Linked DNA regions of Homo sapiens: all the other regions are linked to region 1. Evidence: chromatin contacts called from ENCODE Hi-C or POLR2A ChIA-PET data. All regions are on one chromosome and are shown on one strand. The core of a region is the stretch at or near the end of the contact, and the rest is flanking DNA. Distances in the headings are between cores, read along the strand shown.

Region 1 (4,260 bases), core at 942-3,441:
CTGACAAGCCATCAGGAGCCAGAAGCCCAGGCCTCGGTGCTCTGGGCACCACCAGGCCAACCCTGTGCTCCCTGGGGCCAGCACACGGGTCAGGGAACACTTCTGAAGTCCTTTATTGGGCCGGCAAGGCCGGGAGCTGCCCTCGGAGTGGGGTCCCAGTCCGGAGTCTTCAGGTCAGTGGCAGCCCTGCCCGTTCTGGCCGGGGCAGGCGGCCCCTGCTGACTCGCTACTTGGTGCGCGCCTTCACATACTCCCAGCCCTCCTTGGAGTACTCGCGGGCCTTGGAGGGGGCCACCGACAGAGCTGACATCACCGTCATGATGCCTGTGGGAAAGGGACGGCCACTGGTGATACTCCCCTCCCAGCCTCACCCAGCCTCCAACCCCTGGGAAACTCTAGAGTTTGTTTTGGGCGGTGGGGGGTGGGTGGGGGGCGGGGATGGAGTCTCACTCTGTCTCCCAGGCTGGAGTGCAGTAGTGCAATCTCGGCTCACTGCAACCTTCGCCTCCTGGGTTCAAGCGATTCTCTTGCCTCAGCCTCCCAAGTAGCTGGGACTACAAGTGCGCCACCATACCAGGCTAATTTTTGTATTTTATTTTTTTGAGATGGAGTCTCGCCCTGTCGCCCAGGCTGGAGTGCAGTGGTGCAACCTCGGCTCACTGCAACCTCTGCCTCCTGGGTTCAAGCAATTCTCCTGCTTCAGCCTCTCAAGCAGCAGCTGGGATTACAGGTGTGCACCACCACGCACGGTTAATTTTTGTATTTTTAGTAGAGATGGGGTTTCACCATGTTGCCCAGGCTGGTCTCGAACTCCTGACTTCAGATGATCCGCCCACCTCAGCCTCCCAAAGTGCTGGGATTACAGGCGTGAGCCACTGTGCTCGGCCTCCTTTCCCTTTTAGATCCCTAAGAGACACGTGTCGGGCAGGAAGGAGGATGGACAGAAAGGAATGGCCAGGAAGTGGGGAGAGGGGCTAGACTGGGGTGTCTCCCTCCAAGCAAAGAAACTGGGTGCCTTACCTGCATTCCAGGAGTCACGGATGGGAAAGTAAATCTTTGGAGGGGCTGGGAGCTGGGAAAAAGAGATGGGCAGAAAGAACTGGTGAAAAGGCTCAGCAGCCCATCCCCAGAGGCGGAGGGAGGAGGACAGGCCGGAGAATCAGGTCAGCATCAATATGGAGGACAACATCGTGCAGGGCTGGAGGGACCTCCCAGAGCTGACCACCCGCCAAACCCTGGCCTCGTTCCCGGCCCGTAGTACCTGGGGTATCTGCAGGCCTGTCTGCTGACACACGTACTGGCTGAACTGGTACATGGCGGGGGGGACCACCTCCCCAGCCTTCTGTAGGGCTGCCTGGCTCTTGTCGCTGGGCCCCAGCAGCTCCTGGTCGTACACCAGGTAGACGGCGCCCCCAGCCACACTTCCCTTGATGAGGAACCTGCGGGCAGGGACGGGAGGAGCAGAAGCTCAGCGGACACTGACAGCCACCCTCAGGGGCCAAGGCCCACGGGGAGAGTGAGACCCTCCTGAGGGCTCACCGTCCACAGGGTGACACTCTGTAGTGCAGCACCGTCGACCCAGACCCCTATTATATACAGCACTCGTTTTACAACGTGCAAGGCAGGGCGGCTGGACGCCACTTGAACTGATGAACTGAAACCCAGAGGGGGAGAGTGGGTCACTCAAAGTCCCACAGTGAGCAGGGGCAGTGAAGACGTAAGATCTTGACCTTCTAGAAGCCTTCCAGCCCTGGAGAAACCAAGTGTCCCTGGGCGCCTCCTGCCCGCTGTCACTCGCAGCTCCGAGCACGCATTCACTTCTCATCCACGCCAGCGGCAGGATTCACCGGCATTCCCACCTCACAGAGAAGACAACTGAGGCTCGGAGGCGGAGGCTGACACCGCGAACTGAACGCCAAGGGCTCGCTGGGAAGCAGGAGGGAGGGGATTGGCGACCTCGGGAAGCCCCGCCCCTCTGAAGCCTCAGTTTCCCTATCTGGCCCATAGGCGGGGAACGAAGGGGAAGTGACTCTAAGGGAAGCGAAGAGCAGATCGGGACCAGACTGGAGACAGGGATGCCCACAAAAATGGACTTTTTCGGGGACTCGGGTCCCCTCCGGCGCCCCCACGCACCTCATCAGCGACCACACCCGGGCCACCATGGTCGCTCGGATCCACGCGCAAGGACACTCGGCTCGCCCGCCGCTTCCTGTCGCGGCGCCGCAGAGGCCTCTGGAAGGTGTAGTCTTTCTTGCCCGACGCAAGGTCCTCTGGGAGTCGTGGTGTCTTGCGGCTCTGAGACTCCAGAGAAGGGCTGCGGTCTCGCAGCGGAGGGCCGCTGGGAAATGGACGCTTTAAGGCCCGGGCCGCCGCAAGGCTGTCTGGGAAATGTAGTCAGCACGGCGCTGTTTGCACCTGGCCGCGGAGCCTCCTGGGAAATGTAGTTCGGCCCGGCCCTGGCACCGTGAGGGGAAAGAGGCGTCAGGTGCCTGGCTGAAGCCTGAAGGTGACCCGAAAACAAGTCAGAGCCCGAGAGATCCACCCGCGCCCGCGCGGGGGACCAAGGGCCCGGATTTAAGAAGAGTGTGCCTACAAGGCGGTTGTCACGGCAACGAGAGGGCGGGATTGTTCGAGCGCTGCGGCCCCCTCACGTGATCGATTCGGAGGCGGGGCGTCCGCCCAGTGGGCGGGGCCGGGCCCCTGCTGGGAGGCGAAGACCAGGCGGGCACTGTTGCCCGGCGACGCTCCGGCGCTGGGTCCCCGAGGCCCGGCCCCTCCCCGGGAGGAGGTGGGCTTCGAGTCACGTGACCCGTGCCCTACGGGAGGGGGTGCGGTCGGGGACCCGGCAGGAGGCGGCCGAGAAGAGAGGACCGTGGGGGCGTTCGCGTGGCTCCCAGCCCGGGACCCCACCCCCGCTGGACAGTGGGGGAAACTGAGGCCTGAGCGGGTGAGTGCACGGTTTAGGGGTGCGCAGAGGGTCACACGCCCGCTTTGTTCAGAGGGGAAGCTAAGGCCCGCCGAGGTCAAGAAGGGGCCGATGCGTTCTGCAGGGCTTCCCCCCATTTCTCCCGCATTTCGGCCGGGCTGCTTCAACCGTTCATCTGCCCATCCATCCATCTGTCCCCCACCCGTCTATCCATCTGGCCATCCACCCATCTATCCTTCCATCTATCCATCCACACTTCCGTTCATCCATCTGTCCGCCCATCCATTCATCCATCTGCTCCCCCCATCCTTCCACTCATCCATCTGTCCACCCATCCATCTATTTATCTGGCCACCCACTCATCTATCCGTCCATCCATCCATCCATCCATCCATCCATCCATGCATCCGTCCGTCCATCCATCCATCCATCCATCCATCCATTTATGTGTTCCCATTTATCCATTCATACATCCATCCACTCATCCATCTATCCACCCATACATCTCTCCGTCCATCATCCATCCATCCACCCATCCATCTATTCATCTGGCCATCCACCCATCCATCCTTCTATCTATGCATCCATACATGCATCTGTCCATCTATCCATTCATCCATCCACCCATCCGTCCACCCGTCAGTCCATCTGGTCCCACTTCCCCCTGCCGGGCTGCTGCAGTCAGTGTAGAGCTGGGGGTGGAAAGAGGGATGAGCAGAGGAGCTTCATGGGCTGTCCCTGGAAGGGGAAAAGGTGGAAGCTCGTTTCTTGCTGTGGGCATGCCTGGTGTGTCTGGGAAAGGTGAGGAGTTCATTATTTTGAGAACTGAACGATTCATAGATGGGGCCGTGGGAGAGAAGGATAGACAGGTAGTCAGGGGCTATACCTGCAGGGCCTCATGGGGTGCAGTGAGGAGCCTGGTTTCCATCAGTTGCAGTGGGGACCCCTGAGAGGGTTTGGAGCAGGAAGGGCCATGGCCATGTTGCTTTTGACACAGACGCCTTTGGCTGCATTGACAGAAGAGGCAGGGAGAGAATGAGTATGGACATGGGGAAGCCAGTGTGGAGGTGGGGGAGACCAAATCGGAGATGGAAGGGAGGCCAAAGGAAAGATGGGGGTGGTCAGGCCCGGGGTAGGGTCTAGGAGGGAGGTGACAATCTGGGAGTCCTGGAGAGAGAGAGGAAGGGACAGCTGGGGAGAGACTGGAGAGGGAGAACTGATAAGATCTGAAAACCATGAGCTCGTGGGGGTGAAAGGATAGAAGGAGGTGAGGACAATACCTGGGTCTCCCATTTAGGGACAGGGGATAGTGGGGCTATTTCTGTGATGGTGAG
Region 2 (4,150 bases), core at 1,112-3,611, 810 kb before region 1:
TGGTGAAACCCCATCTCTACTAAAAATACAAAAATTAGCCGTGTATTTTGGCTGACACCTGTAGTCCCAGCTACACAGGAGGCTGAGGCAGGAGAATTGCTTGAACCTGGGAGGTGGAGGTTGCAGTGAGTCGAGATCGCACCACTGCACTCCAGCCCGGGTGACAGAGGGAGACTCCGTTTCAAAAAAAAAAAAACATGGGGCTAAAGGTCATGCCTGTCTTATGGGCTGCTTTCCTGGGGAATTCTGGTGTGAGCCTAAGAACCTGTGGCCTTGAGTCTGAGCATCTTTTCCCAGAGGAATGAGGCCCCACCTCCTGGTGGCCTTGCTTCGATGTCCCCTAAGCAGAACCCAGCAAAATGATGATGTTTTGCAAGCACTAGATCTGGAGTCCAGATTGGGTTCTTTCCATTTTTTTTTTTTTGTTTTTTTTTTTGAGACGGAGTCTCGCCCTGTCGCCCACGCTGGAGTGCAGTGGCGCGATCTCAGCTCACTGCAAGCTCTGCCTCCCCGGTTCACGCCATTCTCCTGCCTCAGCCTCCCGAGTAGCTGGGACCACAGGCGCCCGCCACCACGCCTGGCTAATTGTTTGTATTTTTAGTAGAGATGGGATTTCACCATGTTAGCCAGGATCGTCTCGATCTCCTGACCTCATGATCCGCCCGCCTCGGCCTCCGAAAATGCTGGGATTACAGGCGTGAGCCACCATGCCCGGCCTTTTTTTTTTTTTGAGACAGAGTCTTGCTCTGTCGCCCAGGCTGGAATGCAGTGGCGTGATCTCAGTTCAGTGTAACCTCCATCTCCCAGGTTCAAGCGATTCTCCTGCCTCAGCCTCCAGAGTATCTGGGAATACAGGTGCCCGCCACCACGTCCGGCTAATTTTTATATTTTTAGTAGAGGTGGGGTTTCACCATGTTGGCCAGGCTGTTCTCCAACTCCTGACCTCAAATGATCCGCCCACCTCAGCCTCCCAAAGTGCTGGGATTATAGGCGTGAGTCATCCTGCCCAGCCCAGAATGGGTTCTAATCCCAGCTTGGCAACTCACTAGGAATAGGAGTTTGGGAAGGCAGCATCCCCTAGGAGTCTTGCTTGCCACATCTGTGAAATGTGTATAAGTGTTTCACAAGAGCCTGGAGTCCCTGTGGACTGGAGGAGACGCTGCTCCGGGGAAGCTCAGATCCGTGCCCGGCACATAGTAAGTGCTCCATAAACTATCTCACCGCACTCTGGCTTCCACGGACAAAGGGGTAAAGCCAGCCAGGAACCAGCTTCCTGCTAGGTACAAAAGTCCCCCAACTGGGAAGTCAGGTGAGAAGACATACCTACCTCCCAGTGATCATTGCCTAAATCTGTGCTTCTCCTCACCTCCTTTGGAGCCTGAGCTCACCTGGGCAGGGGGCCAGGTAGGCAGGCATCAAACTCCTGGCCTCGACCGATTCTCAAGTCCCACTTAGGACTCAGGCAGCTTCCTCCCGTCCCCTCTGTCCACCATGACTTCCTGGAACTGGTTTAAGCAAGGGTGGCCATGGCAGATGTCAACACCCTATGAAACCCCTGGGGGTCAGTGACCTGCCTTGCCGCTGGCTCCAGAAGGGGAGCTCCAGGCCAGACCCAGCCATCCAGCAACTTCAGAGCATGCTAAGACTGGACTTCCAAAATTCCAAGGGCCCCAGGTCCCACTGCCAGGCCTAGCCGGGACAAGAACCCCAAAGCAGTTAACGGATAGGCCTTCCTACTTTTAAGCCACCTCGTCGCCACGCCCACCCGAGGGAAGTGGGCAGGCTTTGCCCAAGACCTCCCCAGAATCAGTTGGGGGCGCCAGGAGCTGGGGCAACCCCCACCCCCACCCGTGGCAAAACCATCTGTAGGGGAGGGGGCTTTGCGGTGGCGGGGGGTGTCTCTGAAAACCCCAGAAGGGAGGGCGGAGATTCTGCCCGCAGGAGGAAACTTGCCTGCAAATGGCGTTTCCAAAAGCAAACTGTTCAAAATTTAGAGAAAACCTGGTGGGCGGGGGGCGGTATTTAGCCCACCCCCTTCAATATCACCCCTTCTACGGGGCTCTTTCGCCCCTCAAAAGTCCCAGGAAGTGAGAAGAGGGTTTCAAAGTCTGAGCTTCGTTGCAGAAGTTGGATTTTTCTGGGGGGAGGGGTGACCAGCCTGGGCTGAAGACCCCTCCCCAGGCCGCAGAGTCCAGCAAATCCCACCCCGAGAAAGGCCCTCCCCGACCCCTCCGGCCCCTGGGGTGCCCCAGGACTCCATGGACACCGCCCCCCAGCTCAACTGAGACGCCCCCGCCACTCACCGCGGTCAACCGGACGTCCCAGGAACAGCTGCCGCGACTTCAAAACCAGCTTGGAAACCGTCCGGGCCGAGGCGGGGGTGGCTTTTACTGCGTGGTAGGTTGGGGGCGCACTGGAGTGACGGGCGAGGGGACCAATCAGGTTGAGGGATTGCCCGCGCCAGGCCCGCCCCTCTCCTCCCTGCCCCGCCTCCACTAGGCCCCGCCCCTCGCCAAGTCATGAAGTCCGGGAAGGACTCCACGCCCTGCCCCTGAAGGGGAGGGAGCACTCTTGGACCACGCCTGTCCCAGCCACGGGACCCCCGCTCCGCAGCTGGGGACCCTGTGAAGTTGGCCCTGGGAGGTGAGTGCGATCGGGGGCGCCGCACAGGTGCTGGGATTCCCCAGGTCGCCCATTTCCCCTATGGCCAAACTGAGGCTGCGAGAACCCTGGGAGAGTTGCAGGGTGACCCTCGCCAGCGCGTCAGGGGCCACGCCCTCCACCATGGGCTCCGACTCAGCTATATGTACACACACACACACACACACACACACACACTTTTTTTTTTTTTTTGAGACACAGTCTCGCTCTGTCGCTAAGGCTGGAGTGCAGTGACGCGACCTTGGCTCACTGCAGCCTCCACCTCCTGGATTCAAGCGATTCTCCTGCCTCAGCCTCCTGAGTAGCTGGGATTACAGACACGTGCCACCACGCCCGGCTAATTTTTTGTATTTTTAGCAGAGACGGGGTTTCACCATGTTGGTCTTGAACTCCTGACCTCAAGTGATCTGCCCGCTTGGGCCTCCCAAATTGCTGGGATCACAGGTATGAGCCACCGCACCCGGCCCAACCCAGCTATATGAGTGACTTGAACCACCACGGGAACTTGTCCAGCCTCCGGCCTGATCTGCCCAACATCAGACCACTTCATCCTCCCAGCACTGTATTGTCTTTTTAATCATCCCTATTTTGCAGAGAAGGAAACTGAGGCCTGGAGAGGGTCAGCCAGGGGCAATGGAGGGGTCAGGCTCCAGGCTCTGTGACTGCTGGATCAACCTTTTCCTGAAGCTGCCCCCACTTGGATTTTACCCCGCCCCTCTCCACCTCCCAAATTATTTATCCTCTTGGTCTATAAACCAAGGTCTCAATCTCAGATGGTCCAGGGAGGAGGTGAATATTTCTGCTGAGGAGGTGGCAGTGATGCCCTGCTTAGAGGGGCAGGGGAGAGCAGTGCCCTATGGGAGACCCACCTGGAGAGTCACAGATCCACAGGAAGTTCAAGCTGTAGACATGTCCTGCCTGTTAGGGAACAATTGGACCAAATGAAACCCAACTGGGGCTTTGTCCAGCCCAGGGGCCACCAGTTTGCCACCTCTGCCAAATTATTTGAATAGAATGAAGCTTCTGGTAGCTTTAGAAAGAACATGGGAAAAATTGGGTGTCTGTGACTGCATTTTTTTGGGGGGGTGAGTGGGGACAGGGTCTATGCTAGCACTGTCCAATAGAACTTTCTGCAATTCTAGAATTGTGTGCCATCCAACATTGTAGCCAAAAGCACCACGTGGCTAATGCACAGTGAGAAGCTGAATGTTTAAATTTTTTTTTTTTTTTTGAGGCAGAGTCTCGCTCTGTCTCCCAGGCTGGAGTGCAATGGCGCGATCTCGACTCACTACAACCTCCACCTCCCGGGTTCAAGCGGTTCTCCTGCCTCAGCCTCCCAAGTAGCTGGGATTACAGGCGCGCGCCACCACACCCAGCTAATTTTTGTATTTTTAGTAGAGACGAGGACTAACCATATTGGCCAGGCTGGTCTCGAACTCCTGGCCTCAAGTGATCCACCTGCCTCGGCCTCCTAAAGTGCTGGGATTAC
Region 3 (4,393 bases), core at 1,020-3,519, 780 kb after region 1:
CTGCTCCAGCGAGATGGAAATGCCCAGAGCTCGGAAACTCTGTTGGATCTCAGAGACATCAATGTGACCTGGGGAGGGGGCCGGAGGTGGGGAAGGATGTGCGTGTGAGGACACCTGGGGAACCCCAGGACCAAGGATCAGAACAGCTTGGAATGGAGGTGGTCTAGCAAGATCAGGGGCTCCAGAAACCTAGGAGGAGGTTTGCAGTAGGGCTGTGGGGGGACCCCTGACTCACTGGGGTCAGAGAGGTGGAACTGGGAAATACTGGGGGGGCTTCTCTGTTCTGTAAATGAATGAAGGAATCCAGGGGTAATTGTAGGGGTCTCTATGCCATGGGGGATTGAGAGGCAATATCCACAACCCAGATGCTGCTATGAGGGGATCTCTGTCCCACAGGGGACCCAGGAACAGCATAGGGTATCTTTGCCCCATAGAAAAATCTAAGGGTAATTATCGGGGTTCTGCCCCAGTAGGGAAAGGAGGTGGGATGGGCTGGCTGGGCCTCGAACCACCTAGCTAGGGGGTGAGGAGTGCTCCTGAAATAGCCTATGAGTCATCGGGGAGAAGCGGCCCTCCCCCTCTCCTCCTAGCGCTGCCAGTTCTAACCCCACTGATGTCTCTAGGGCCCCCACAGCCCTATCCCTTGGGGCCTGCAGGCAGGTCGCCCGACCTTACCATCCTGGTTCCGGTCAAGACTGTGAAACATGAGCAGCAGACGCTGTTCCCGCTCCTGCAGATAGCGGGAAAATTCCTCCAGGTCGAGCCCGCCATCTGGGTCAGCATCACCCTCAGAGGAGATACCCTGACAGAGGGAAAGGGGATAGAGGTGGCTCCAGGAACCTGCTCCTGATCTGGAGGGGACGCATGTCACCTTATGCCTTAGGAACCCAGAGCCCCCAGCGCCTTGAGGAAGGGGATAGAAGACGTCACCCCACTTCTCCCTCAGTCAGCTAACTTCTCAGCCAGATCCCTACAGCCACCACAGGTCTGTGCGGTGGGTGTGAGTGGTCTAGTTTTCCTGGTGAGCAAACTGAGGCTCTGCAAGGTCAAGTCACCAGTTCAAGGTCACAGAACCAGGAAATGGTAACCTCAGTTCTCATCTGTAAAGCCTGTCCTTCCAGCTGTCTCTTGTTTTTAGTTTTTGTTATTTTTTTAGGTATCTCATTCCTGTTGAACCCAGCTGCCTCTTAAAAAACCCTGTCCACATGGGGGACCCAGGGGTTCCCTTTGGAGGAAGCCCTGGGCGATGTGGGGCAGGAGAGAACCAAGCGGAGTGGCTGAGGCCTTGGTTTTTCCCATTTGGGAAGTGGGAGGTTGGACTGCTCTCAGGGTTGCTGTGGTTCTCTTAGAGCGATCTGGGGCTACAGGTGTGGGAAGGACCTGCAAAGTGGAGGTGGGGGCAGCGGGAGGAAAGTCTTGTTATAGGTGCATTCCCAGCTGCGGGTGACCGCAGACAGGATTGGGTCCCTGGCTGGGGCAGCCCGGGACAGTGAGCCAGGCCCGTGAACGGCCCATGAAAGGGCAGGCCAGGGAATGTAAACACAGGGATCGGGGCAGCTGCAGGCCAGGGCAGTAGGTGCCCAGAGGATGGAGGGTGTGTCTCCTGGAGGTGAGAGCAGGGCACGTCATGGGCTGTGCAGTCTGGAGGAGGGTGTGTCCCGGGCAGTGGGCAGGAAAGCGCCCCCATCTCTTCCCAGGCAGACGCCCCCTGCCCCGCAGCAGGGGGATCGGGTGTTGGCCGCGGAACTGCAGGCTTGGGGCCTCGGCGTCCCTGTCTTGAGCGATCCCGTTAGGCCAAACACGAGTGGGTAGGGGGAACGAGACAGAGACACAGGTTCTGGAGTCCAGCCACAGGTAGTCCCTGGTGGCTCCGGCCGCCCAGTTCAGGGGCTTGGGTAACCGGGAGCGGGCGGGGCCGGGAGGGGAGGAGGTCCCTGGGGGTGGGGGTACCTGTTGGGCGCCGGGGTCTGGGTTGCCCCCGCCCAGCCTGGCCAGCCCCTGGCGCAACTCGTGCACGTCCACGCGGCCATCCTTGTTACTGTCCAGCTCCTCGAACAGGCGACCCCAGCGCTGCCGCCGCTCCGCGTCGCCCGGGCTCCCCCGCATGGCGCCCGCCCGGGGGGGAGGGGAGGCCCGGCAGCGGCGGCCTCAGTGGGGGCTTCGCGGCTCCCCCTCCCCCCCCGGGACCCCGCAGGGTCAGCTCCCGCGGCCGCCGGCTCCGCAGCCTCCGCGCAGTCCGCTCGGCTCTGGCACTTGCGGGAGGTGGTGACGGCTAGCCGTCGCCGCCCGCGCCAGAACTTGCGTCTCCTCCCCCGACCTGCATTGGGGGGAGGGGACCGAGGGCGGAGCTGGGGGCGTGGGGAGGGAATGTCTGGGATGGTCTGGTATTGCACAGCCGAGGAACACCAGAGTTCCTTCTGGGAAGACGGGCTAGGGAGCTCAGTGGTCTCAGGTCTGGTTTCAGAGTTCCGCCTCTGCGTGCCTCAGTTTACCCTTTCCCCCTTTGCCCAAGGGGGCAAGGTAGAGCGCTGTCGGGGATTGGGTTTCATAATCCCCTTCCACTTGACCTCCCCGCCACACCCACTAATCTTCAGGAACTCAAGTTCTCGCTTTTCCCAGACGCACGCAAGAACCGTGCACCATCTCGCTCGCTCTCTGCCCGCCCGCGCCTTACACCTTCCCCGCTCGGCCGCAGAAACAGAAGATCCAGGAGCGATGCTCTCCCACTGTCCCTTCTTCCCGCCCGCGCGCTTCCTTTCTCGGTTCCCACTCTGACTGGGAAACAGAAAATCAACGCGCGGCGCGGCTGCAAAGTCGGTTTCCTATTGGTCAGCGCCTCCTGGGCTGAGCCCGCCCGCCCCGCCTCTTCTCCCACCTAGGCGGGGCCTCCCCGCAGACCCCCGACTGCCTCCAGCCCGCAGTCCCACCGCCTGCCAGGAGATCTTAAAGGGGCCGCGGCCGCAATCAGACGCTGAGCGGCGTGGGGAGGGGGTGGCTCAGTGACCCGGGCGCGGGGTTGAGGATCCCAGTGGTCGAGCGCTGGAGGCAGGGCCCCAGCCTGTCGCACTCGCTGCACCTGCGGAATGTCCCTACTGCTAGTTTCGGGCGCAGTTTCTCGATCCACCATTAGGGGGAAGGGAGCCCAGACCACTTGACAGCGAATACTCGATAACAAATCTCACTTTGATTCAGTGCTTTGCACATGCCAGGGCTTTTACTCACCTCTCGAGTCGTCTTTGCCAAAACCCTATAAGGTAGGTGGTACTGGCGTTCGCACTTTGCAGATAAGGAAGCGGAGGTTAAGTCATTCTCCCCAGTCCTGATGACCACTAAGGGGCAAAACAGGGTTTAAAGAGATCTGGGATCCTTAACCATCACTCTATACCCTAGAAAGAATTAATTATCTTTTTTTTTTTTTTTTTTTTGAAACGGAGTTTCGCTGTTGTTGCTCAGGCTGGAGTGCAATGGCGCGATCTCGGCTCACTGCAACCTCCGCCTCCCGGATTCAAACGATTCTTTTGCCTCAGCCTCCCGAGTAGCTGGGATTACAGGCGCCCGCCACCAAACCCAGCTAATTTTTGTATTTTTAGTGGAGACGGGGTTTCACCATGTTGGCCAGGCTGGTCTCGAACTCCTGACCTCGTGATCCGCCCGCCTCAGCCTCCCAAAGTGCTGGGATTATAGGCGTGAGCCATCGCACGCAGCAGTGAGTTTTTTTTTTTTTTTTTTTTTTTTTTTTTTTTTTTTTTTTTTTTTTTTGAGATGGAGTTTCGCTCTTATTGCCCAGGCTGGAGTGCAATGGCACGATCTCAGCTCACCACAACCTCCGCCTCCCGGGTTCAAGCAATGCTCCCGCCTCAGCCTCCCAAGTAGCTGAGATTACAGGCGCACACCACCACGCCCGGCTAATTTTTGTATTTTTAGTAGAGACGGGGTTTCACCATGTTGGTTAGGCTGGTCTCAAACTCCTGACCTCGTGATCCGCCCGCCTCGGCCTCCCAAAGTGCTGGGATTACAGGCATGAGCCACCATGCCCGACCGCAGCCGTGAGTTTTGTATTTTTATTAGAGACGGGGGGGGGGGGTTTCACCTGTGGACCAGGCTGGTCTCGAACACCTGACCTCAGATTATCCTCCCGCTTCAGCCTCCCAAAGTGCTGGGATTACAGGCGTGAGTCACCGCGCCCGGCCTGGCCTAATTATTCTTTAATCATCACTTGTCACCCAAGGGTCCTCAGGAGGGGGTCTTGTTATTATCATCATCCTTTATCCAAAGATACAGCATTGGCCGGTCTCGGTGGCTTAGGCCTCTAATTCTAGCAATTTGAGAGGCCGAGATGGGAGGATCGCTTGGGGTCAGGAGTTTGAGACCGGCCTGGGCAATATAGCAAGAC
Region 4 (4,621 bases), core at 1,401-3,900, 540 kb before region 1:
GCCGCTACGCCTGTGATTTGTGGCTGTGGTTGAAACTGATGGTCACAGTGAGATTGCAGCGTGGTCAGGGCGTCTGATTTATCTCTGCTCTCAGGGACCCCTCCCCAGTCCTGAGGCTCGACCATGGTCACAGACAAGAAAATGGATGTCTGTCTCTTTCCCACGCACGGGGGGGCGGTGGCAGGAATTGGACTTTCAGGGAAGGAGGAGGGCTCTCTGGAGACGTTTAATTTTCTGTGCCCCTGGCAGCCATAGATCTGTGTCGGTTTCCTCCTGGCGGTGGCCTGCCTGGGGGCTCGCGTTGTCTCCTGGCTGGGAGGCTCTTCACTCTGCTTTGCTGGGCCTGGGTTTGAGATGTGCCCCCGGGGCAGATGGGCTCCCTGGGGGAAGGGTTGCCGAGGGTCCCAGGCCTGCCACAGCCGGGCCGCCCCAGCCAGGCTACCCCAGCAGACGCCCCCACCCCCAGCCGTGCCCACCACCCTGCTGCTCTGGAGGCAGTGAGGTCCCCGCCCCCAGCCTCTTCAGTGGGCCATCAGCACTGGCAGAGAGCCCCTTCCACACTGGGGGCAGTGATCCCCAGCAGAGGCAGAGCCCTGGGGGGCAGGCGGCACCCCTGCCCTCGCTCTGGGGGCATGATTCGGCCTTTTGTGCCCTTTCCCCATTTCCAGACCCAGGGCCACATCCCACAGTGAGTCTCCCTTGCGGCTTTGGCCTTTCTGGACATAGCAGGAGGAGCTGCTGTTGGGGGTGCAGACACCCAACAAGGAGGGGCCCTCAAGACACCACCAGGCTGAGCGCGGCAGACCCAGCTGGAGCTCAGGGTCCCTGCTTCCCCTCCTGCGTCCTCTTTCCACACAAGTAGCTTCCAGACCTTTCTCTCGCTCCACATGCAGTGGCCTGGATTGAAGCTCAGAGGGTGGGAACAGCACGCACCCTGAATGCTGCAGCTGCGTGCGGAGGCCTCGTCACTCCACATACGGACACTGGCCCCCAAGTTACCCGGCCCCTCCCCCTGAGTTTCACTCGGCTCCCCAAGTCTCACCTGCCCCCCAGATCTCAGCCAGCCCCCGCTGTCTTCCAGGTTGCTATGGCATCCGTCCCGAGCTGGTCAATGAAGGCTGGACGTGTTCCCGGTGCGCGGCCCACGCCTGGACTGCGGTAACTCGCTCCCCGCAGCGGGGGTGGTGCTCTGAGAGGCCTGGGCCCCGGCCCCACTCCAGTGGGGTGACTTTGGGGCGTAGTCTCCCCTCCGTGGGCCTGGGTTCCTTCACCTCTGCCCTGAGGGGGTGGAACCCAAGGGATTCCCACCCGTCACTTTGGTGGCTGCTAGGTTGAAATATAAGGGCCGTGGGCTGGGGACGGTTGGCAGATCAGGCCCCAAGCAGTGTGTGGGGAGCCTGCTCCGAGCCCTGCTCATCCAGGGCTGTCTGGTCTCCACAGGAGTGCTGCCTGTGCAACCTGCGAGGAGGTGCGCTGCAGATGACCACCGATAGGAGGTGGGTGGCACCGCGCGTTGGGGCTGGAGGGCCGGAGGGGAGCCTGCCCTGGGCTGAGGCTCTGCAGGGTGTGACCCCAGTGCCTAGGGGTTGACCATCACCTCCACATAACCGCCCTGTGTCATGGATGGGGTGGCCAGGGCTGAGGAGGAGCATACGCCTGCACCGACCTTCCTGAAGTTCCCCAGGCCCTGACCCAGCCGACAGCCACATCACGCCCAGCCCCTCTGTGACCAGCCCAGGTCCTCAGAGGCGCACCTGACCCCGCTGCACCTGCCCTCCCAGGTGGATCCACGTGATCTGTGCCATCGCAGTCCCCGAGGCGCGCTTCCTGAACGTGATTGAGCGCCACCCTGTGGACATCAGCGCCATCCCCGAGCAGCGGTGGAAGCTGGTAGGTCCTTGCGGTCGAGGCCCACCCTGCCCGTGCCTCTAGGGCTGCCGGCCATGCTCGGCTCCCCACCTGCGCGATCTGAAGCGGTCTTTCCTCCAAGCTCTGCGTCTCCATGGGGGTGGTGGGCAGCTTTCAGGAAGCCAGTGATCCCGACTTCAGCAGGTGTGTTATTTTTTGAATCCTTCCCCGAGGTGCAAGGTACAAAAATCAGAAGGCATCAAGGGTGGCAGAGATAAGCAGGCCCCGTCAGGTGTGGCCTTGGGGGCATCCTCTGCAGAATCGAGCACCCCATGCAGTTTCCACCTTCCCACAAAAGCAGAGGCACCGCACGTGCCCCGACACAACCGGGCTGTCTGATCTTTGCTGTTTTTCTAATAATTATAACAAGCCTGGGCAACACGATGAGACCCCATCTCTATAAAAAAAATAAAAAACACTAGCTGGGCGTGGTGGCACACACCTGTGGTCCCAGCTACTCGGGAGGCTGAGGTGGGAGGATCGCCTGAGCCCGGGATACCCAGGCTGCAGTGAGCTGTGATGGCACCATTACACTGCAGCCTAGACAACAGAGCCAGGCACTGTCTCAAAAAAAAACAAACAATTGTAACAATGCTTAGCGTGAGATCTGCCCTCTTAAGAAGCATCTGAGGTTCAGTACAGCATTCACCACGGGCCCAGTGGTGGGCAGCAGGGCTCTGCGGCCCGCTCACCCGTCCTGTATAACTGACACTTCACACGTGCTAAGCAGCAGCTCCCTCCGCCCACCCCAGCACCCAGCACTCTGCTTCTGTGTGTTTGCCTGTGTTATAGACCCCACGTGAGTGGGATTGTACAGTCTTTATTCTTCTGCGACCGGCTTCTTTCTTAAGAGACAGGGTCTCTCACTCTGTTACCCAGGCTGGAGTGCAGTGGTGTGATCACAGCTCTCTGCAGCCTCAAACTCCTGGGCTCAAGCGATCATCCCGCCTCAGCCTCCTGAGTAGCTGGGACCACAAGCACGTGCCAAAAAGTTAGGTTAACTCCCAATTTTTTTTTAAAAGATGGGGTCTCACTATGTTGCCCAGGCTGGTTTGGAACTCCTGGCCTTGAGATCTTCCTGCCTTGGCCTCCTGGGTAGCTGGGATTACAGGCGCGAGTGGTGTCTTTCATTTGGCATAGTTTCCTCAAGGTTCATCCACATTCATTCAACCCAAATATGGCAGGAGTTCCTTCTTTTCCTGGCTCAGTGATGTGCCACCATGTGGATGGACGACGTTGTGTTGATCCGGGCACCCGCCGATGTCTCTGCCTTCAGGCTGTTGTGGGTTGCGCCGCAGCGGATGTGGGAGTGTGGTTGTGGTTTGGAGATTCTGATGTCATTTCCTGTGGATACAGACCCAGCAGTGGGCTTGCTGGACCGTCGGGCAGCTCTGTTTTTAGCACTGGAGGAAACTGCTCTCCCTTGCGGCTGGACGGACTCCCATCCGCACCCCCCGGGTGCAGGGCTTTCCCCTTCCCCTCGTCCTCACTCACACCTACCTTTGACTTTTTTGTAGCAGCCGCCCTAGCAGGTGCGAGGTGGTCTCGCTATGGTTTGATTTGTGTTCTCCTGGCGGTCAGTGACGCTGGGCATCTTTGCACAGTCCTGTTGGCCATCTGCATGCCGTCTTTGGAGAAACGTCTGTTCTGCTCCTTCGCCCATTCCGTGCCTGGGTTGCTTGGCCTTTTGTGGTTGAGTTGGAGGATCTCTGCTGCTCCACTCTTGGTGCACATTGAGGCCCCCCGTAGATGCGCGCAGCCACCTTGGGCGTAGCGGGGCCTCATCGTGGGGGCTTGTGAAGCTTCCTCCTGCTCTCAGCAATGATGGCCCCCCTTTGGGGAACCCCTTGGAGCCACAGGGCAGTCAGGAGTGGTCAGTGCTGGCCACCAGCTGGCTGTGCACTTGGGACAGATTCCTCGACCTCTCTGTGCCTCGGCCGTCCCTTCTGTGCTGTGGGGTTGCCACAGTCCCCGCCATGCAGGGTTGCAGTGGTGTGAGCTGGGCCCACTCCCTAAAGCATGGACCACCCTGTCTGAGCACTAGCAGCTGCTCAGGGCTTGTCAAATCTGCAGCCTCGCTCCCCCAGGCCCCCAGTGTCACCTACTGCATTTGATCCACACAGTGAGAGCCTGTGGGGTCATCCTGCACTGTCTGTTCTGCAGGTGAGGAGCCTGGGGCCTGGAGGGGCTTGGCCGATCATGGCCTGGGCTGCAGCCCTGCAGGGCTGTCTGCTGCACACCCTGTAGCCCACCTGCGCACAAGGCACTTGGGGCTGTCCACGCCTGCTGGAAAATGACACTCAGCTGGCCCTTTAAATCAGCTTCCTGCAGAGCCTTGGGACCTGGCCCAGAAAGAAGATGAGGAGGCCAGGCCTGGTGGCTCATGCCTGTAATCCCAGCACTTTGGGAGGCCGAGGCGGGTCGATCTCCTGAGGTCAGGAGTTCGAGACCAGCCTGGCCAACATATGAAACCCCGTCTCTACTGAAAATGCAAAACTTAGCTCTGCATGGCGGGACGTGCCTGTGATCCCAGCTACTCGGGAGACTAAGGCGGGAGAATTGCTTGAACCTGGGCGGCGGAGGTTGCAGTGAGCTGAGATTGCGCCACTGCACTCCAGCCTGGGCGACAGAGTAAGACTCTGTCTCAAAAAAAAAAAGATGAGGAGAGCAAAATGCAGATGTTGCTGGGGCCGCGTCCCCACTAAGGGCTGTG
Region 5 (4,142 bases), core at 616-3,115, 770 kb before region 1:
TTCTAGGAGTCTTTCTTGCTTTTTCTAGCCACCAGAGGCTGCCCATCTTCCTTGCCTCTTGGCCTGATCTTTTTTTTTTTTTTTTTTTTTTTTTGAGACTGAGTTTTGCTTTTGTTGCCCAGGCTGGAGTGCAATGGCGCGATCTTGGCTCACCACAACCTCTGCCTCCTGGGTTCAAGCGATTCTCCTGCCTCAGCCTCCCGAGTAGCTGGGATTACAGACATGTGCCACCACGCCAGGCTAATTTTGTGTTTTTAGTAGAAACGGGGTTTCTCCATGTTAGTCAGGCTGGTCTCGAACTCCTGACCTCAGGTGATCTGCCTGCCTCGGCCTCCCAAAGTGCTGGGATTACAGGTGTGAGCCAACGCGCCCGGCCCTTGGCCTGATCATTGTAAAGCCTGCTTCCACTTTCCCATCTCCTTTGACTTTGACCTTTTGTATCCCTTTTTCACTTATTAGGACCTTTTAAGGACATTGTGCCCACCTGGATCACCCAGGAGACGCTCCCCAACTCAAAATCATTAACTGAATCACACCTGCAAAGTTGCAAAGTCCTTTTAGCTGTGTAAGGCACTGTATTCACAGATCCTGGGGGCGAGGACGTGGGGGTCTAGAGACGCATATCTTCGGGGGCCATGATCTGTCTCCTATATTAGGGACATAGCAGAAGTCCCACTGACCAGATAGAGGAGACTTAATAGAGTGACGAAGAAACTGTAAAAAGCTAAGTGGGAACTCAACATTTTTCTGCTCACAGCTCTCAAGGGAAAGACCAAAGTCCTCCCCGGTGGCCTTCAAGGTATTATATATCACCCCTCTGACCTCAACTCCCCCTCCCCTTTGCTCAGTGGGCCCCAACCACACCAGCCCCTTCCTGCTCCCTGGACACCTCTAAGCCTTTTCCGGCCTCTGGGTTTGACTTTCCCTCCTAGACCCATCTGTCCTTGGAGTCTCATCTCCGATTCCAGCTCAAATGTCATCTTCTCTGAGAGGCCCACCGCAGTGGCCCCAGTGAGAGAGTATCCTCTCTCCCCGCCTCCCACCACATGGCTGCTGGTCACTCTCCTATAAGGAATCATCTGAAATTATCTGCTTTAGTTATTCATTTCTTGCCTGTCTCCCCCAGATAGGAATTTTCCCTCCCTGAGACCACCAACTGGGTCTGCCATGTACACCGCTGGGTTCTGCAGCTCTGAGCAACCTGTCCGGCTGCTTTGTAGGTGCCCAGCACAGGTCACTCCTGTGCCCGCCAGGACTGGTCAGAGTGGAACAGACAGGGCGGAGGGGGCAGGGCAGCCCTGCCCGCCTGGACAGCCTGGAGAAGGCGGGAAAACGAGGCGGGAAAAGACAGCAAACAAGCCCTGCGGGTGGGTAGAGTGGGGAGCCCTGGCAGGCCCTGACGCCAGGCAGTGGGGCTTGGGGCGATCGGGCGAGCCATCAGGGTGCAGGTGGTCTCCTAGGGGCCCCCCACATTCCCTCGCAGTATTTACACATTGATTCCGGCCTTCTTAGACCTACTGGTCAATGCGTGCGAGTGGGGGGCTGCGAACGGACTTGGACTTAAGAGTTCAGGGGGTCTGTACCCTGGGGGTCCCCAAGGCTCCTGGGGTGTCCACGTGCGGGGGGTGACCAGGCCCTGCCACGCAGCCCCTTTGCACGCTGGGCGCGCCCAGCAGAGCGCGCAGGGCTGGGCGGAGCCGTGGCCCACTAGGCGGAGGCGCCGTGGACAGAGGCGGGGGCGCCCCCCACCCTCTTTCTCGCTTCCCGCCACTGCGTCGGCCAATCAGGAGGCAGGCGCCCGCCCCCGGCACGGCCTCCTGCGGCCCCGCAACTCCCAAATGCCGAGTTTTCGCGGGAAAAAAATCAGAGCAGCTGGCAGCGCGGCGGGCAGCGTTTGCCGAGCGGGCGCTCCGGGTCGCACGCAAGTCCGCGCGGGGTCCGGGCCACGCACGCGGTTTCATCGCCATCCCCAGCCGGGCCACGCGCGCAGGCAGACAAGCTGTTCGCGGCGACCGGAGAGGTGAGCGGGCGGGCCGGGTCGGGGTGCCAGCCCGGGCCGGGCGCACGGGGCTCGGGAACTTTGCAAAACTTTCCCGCGCGGCCAGCCCGGGCGCACGCATGTCCCGCACTCTGTCCCGGGATCCAGGGCCTCCCCTTCCACCTAACCCTCGGGAATCGTTCCCCGGCACACATCCGGCTGGAGCCGGGACCAGCGCTGCGTCCCCGGAGCCCGGCGGGGGGTCGAGCGCGCCGGGTGGGGGAGGGCCTGGCGAGCCGCCGGGGAGGATGTCAGGCTCCGCGCCTGCGCGCGGGGCGCCCCGCGATTCAATTGTCGCGCCCGAGCCCGATTTCGCGCGCCCTGAGTTCCCCGGGAGCATCTGGGCCAATGGGGAGCGAGCGGGGCGGGGCGGCCGGGTGCTGCGGAGCCAATAAGAGGCGGCTCAAGTGAAGGGGGGCGGGACTTGACGAGCGGGGGCCCCCTCTGTAGTCCCGGCGGCGGGGGTGGGCGTGGGCTCGCTGGCGCGACCCGCGCGGGCCAGTGGGAGTGCGGGAGGGACGCCGAGGGTCCAGGGTTTGGAGGGGCGCGAGCTGCCGGGGGTTGGAGGTCGAGGTGAGTCGCGGGGCGCGCGCGCTCGCGGGTGGCCGGGACGGGGCGGCCGGTTACCATGGCCACCGCGGGGCGGGCCCGGTCGCGCACGCGCGCGGGGGGGGCCGGCAAGGAGGGGGGGCGTGGGCACCGAGGGGTCCCGGGGTCCGCGGATCTCGGGTGGGGTTTTTCCCTCTCAGTGGCACTTGGTTGAGTTCCCCCGGGACTTCTGAAGTTCCGGCCCGCGCTGGACTTCTGGGATTCCCTCTTCCGTAAATAGGAATCCGAGGAATGAATGAATCAATGAATGAATGAATAAACGAACCAACTCGGCCACTTGGCCCGGGCCTCCTTTCTCCTCTGGTCGTGGGGAAGGAGGGATGGGTTGGACCTTCTGCTTTTCTTTCAATTCCCTCTTTTCATTCTCCTTCCTCCTCAATCTTCAACACTTGGCTAGTCGTTAATGCCTTAAGTGCTTAATTTGTTGTGTCTGGTCCTGGCCAGGGTCTGGCTGTACAGGAGGACTGGAAGGGCATCCTGGGAGTTTCCTGGTGTCCACAGGCCGGACAAAAGCAACCCCGACTCCTTAGAGCATGGCATGGCTCAGAGGTGCTGGTAAAACTGATGGGGGTTTTTGCTGTCCCTCCCCTCAGCGCCGACACCATGTGGATCCAGGTTCGGACCATGGACGGGAGGCAGACCCACACGGTGGACTCGCTGTCCAGGCTGACCAAGGTGGAGGAGCTGAGGCGGAAGATCCAGGAGCTGTTCCACGTGGAGCCAGGCCTGCAGAGGCTGTTCTACAGGGGCAAACAGGTACACCCGCCGCCAGCACCTTTGTTCTATGCCTGGTCCAGGCCTCGCGCCTCTGCAGCCACCAGCCGATACTTTCTCCCTCCCACCTCCCCCCCCAACAACCTCGTCCGGTCCCACTTCATCTCTCCCGGAAGGAGAAGTCCACAGAAACCTCAAATGCCTGCGAGAGGAAGGAACAAAGGGAGGACTCACAGATTGACACGCTGGGCTGGCGGCTGGCCCTCGAATCTATAGGGTCTGGGCTTTTAAACTTCTTTTTTCAAAGCTCCGCCTCAAAATAATGGCTAGAGAAAGAAGTTTTGGAGGTGGCCGATGGAAGGCTGAGGAATTTTCGAGAAAGGGCCCAGGACCATCTGGTAGCTAGGACGGAGGGGACCAGGTTTTCTTTTTTAAACATCCACCACCAATTGCTCTCAGCCTGTACCGGTTAAGCATCAGACCCTGCGAGTGTTTGTTTCTAAAAATTTGGATTAGCTTATTCAGAGTCTGGAGATGGCGCTTGCTAATCAGGAATTTCCGCCACCCTGAGCCTGCTGTGCTGCGGCTGCTGCTGACCTGGGGCGTGTGGTCCCCGAGGGGTCCACCGACCCTCGTCTCTTTCTCTGTTCTGTCTCCAGCCCCTCGTTGCATTTAAAATGTCCCCCTTTGATTTCATAGCTGCCACGTTTGGGGCGCTCCCTCCATTGGCACCTGGGGGTGGAGGTGCTACTTTGGTTGGTGTTTTTGTGGGGGACTGTGG

The links. Hi-C counts contacts between places; a loop is a spot of excess contacts on that map. ChIA-PET counts read pairs that join two places held with the same protein, here RNA polymerase II (POLR2A). Pooled maps may share reads with other maps.
Region 2: a loop to region 1 is called in a pooled map, with 20 times the contacts of the local background. The contact joins the promoter of PLIN3 here to the promoter of MICOS13 in region 1. A Hi-C loop is called at or near these places in 8 of 50 pooled maps.
Region 3: a loop to region 1 is called in a pooled map, with 6 times the contacts of the local background. The contact joins the promoter of SLC25A23 here to the promoter of MICOS13 in region 1. A Hi-C loop is called at or near these places in 6 of 50 pooled maps. POLR2A ChIA-PET finds 5 or more read pairs at or near these places in 2 of 52 experiments (SK-N-SH and activated CD4-positive, alpha-beta T cell).
Region 4: a loop to region 1 is called in a pooled map, with 8 times the contacts of the local background. The contact joins the enhancer-like site here to the promoter of MICOS13 in region 1. A Hi-C loop is called at or near these places in 5 of 37 single-sample maps with no recorded cell type and 8 of 50 pooled maps. POLR2A ChIA-PET finds 5 or more read pairs at or near these places in 1 of 52 experiments (GM12878).
Region 5: a loop to region 1 is called in a pooled map, with 5 times the contacts of the local background. The contact joins the promoter of UHRF1 here to the promoter of MICOS13 in region 1. A Hi-C loop is called at or near these places in 1 of 37 single-sample maps with no recorded cell type and 8 of 50 pooled maps. POLR2A ChIA-PET finds 5 or more read pairs at or near these places in 3 of 52 experiments (CD4-positive, alpha-beta T cell, CD8-positive, alpha-beta T cell and endothelial cell of umbilical vein).

What each region holds. Positions count from the first base shown.
Region 1 is chr19:5,678,325-5,682,584 of GRCh38, forward strand. MICOS13 (mitochondrial contact site and cristae organizing system subunit 13) reads right to left here and starts at 2,192. Exons shown (of 4, transcript NM_205767.3): 1 at 2,134-2,192; 2 at 1,262-1,439; 3 at 1,021-1,072; 4 at 98-324. The coding sequence starts at 2,162. The coding sequence ends at 227. It overlaps HSD11B1L (hydroxysteroid 11-beta dehydrogenase 1 like), which reads left to right and starts at 2,703. Exons shown (of 8, transcript NM_198706.3): 1 at 2,703-2,947. It overlaps LOC107985320 (a long non-coding RNA gene), which reads left to right. Exons shown (of 3, transcript XR_007067107.1): 3 at 1-5. RefSeq lists enhancers at 1,281-1,420, 1,801-1,910, 1,941-2,020, 2,041-2,140, 2,151-2,620 and a silencer at 2,671-2,880.
Region 2 is chr19:4,865,306-4,869,455 of GRCh38, forward strand. PLIN3 (perilipin 3) reads right to left here and starts at 2,362. Exons shown (of 8, transcript NM_005817.5): 1 at 2,304-2,362. RefSeq lists enhancers at 1,330-1,679, 1,622-2,122 and a silencer at 2,340-2,519.
Region 3 is chr19:6,457,523-6,461,915 of GRCh38, forward strand. It overlaps SLC25A23 (solute carrier family 25 member 23), which reads right to left and starts at 2,270. Exons shown (of 10, transcript NM_024103.3): 1 at 1,951-2,270; 2 at 676-802; 3 at 1-68. The coding sequence starts at 2,106. RefSeq lists silencers at 2,022-2,081, 2,132-2,271, 2,782-2,961.
Region 4 is chr19:5,136,181-5,140,801 of GRCh38, forward strand. KDM4B (lysine demethylase 4B) reads left to right here. Exons shown (of 23, transcript NM_015015.3): 16 at 1,082-1,158; 17 at 1,441-1,496; 18 at 1,782-1,890. Among named protein-coding and RNA genes, the nearest start is that of PTPRS-AS1, 39 kb to the right of the region's middle. RefSeq lists enhancers at 1,062-1,563, 1,564-2,063, 3,086-3,185. Within about 2 kb of position 2,651, at least 3 of the 41 ENCODE cell types and tissues checked have a DNase peak (open chromatin) inside an H3K27ac peak, as active enhancers do.
Region 5 is chr19:4,907,636-4,911,777 of GRCh38, forward strand. It overlaps UHRF1 (ubiquitin like with PHD and ring finger domains 1), which reads left to right and starts at 1,866. Exons shown (of 17, transcript NM_001048201.3): 1 at 1,866-2,020; 2 at 3,241-3,403. The coding sequence starts at 3,251. It also overlaps a transcript of ARRDC5 not described here. RefSeq lists an enhancer at 899-1,805 and silencers at 1,625-1,704, 2,205-2,724.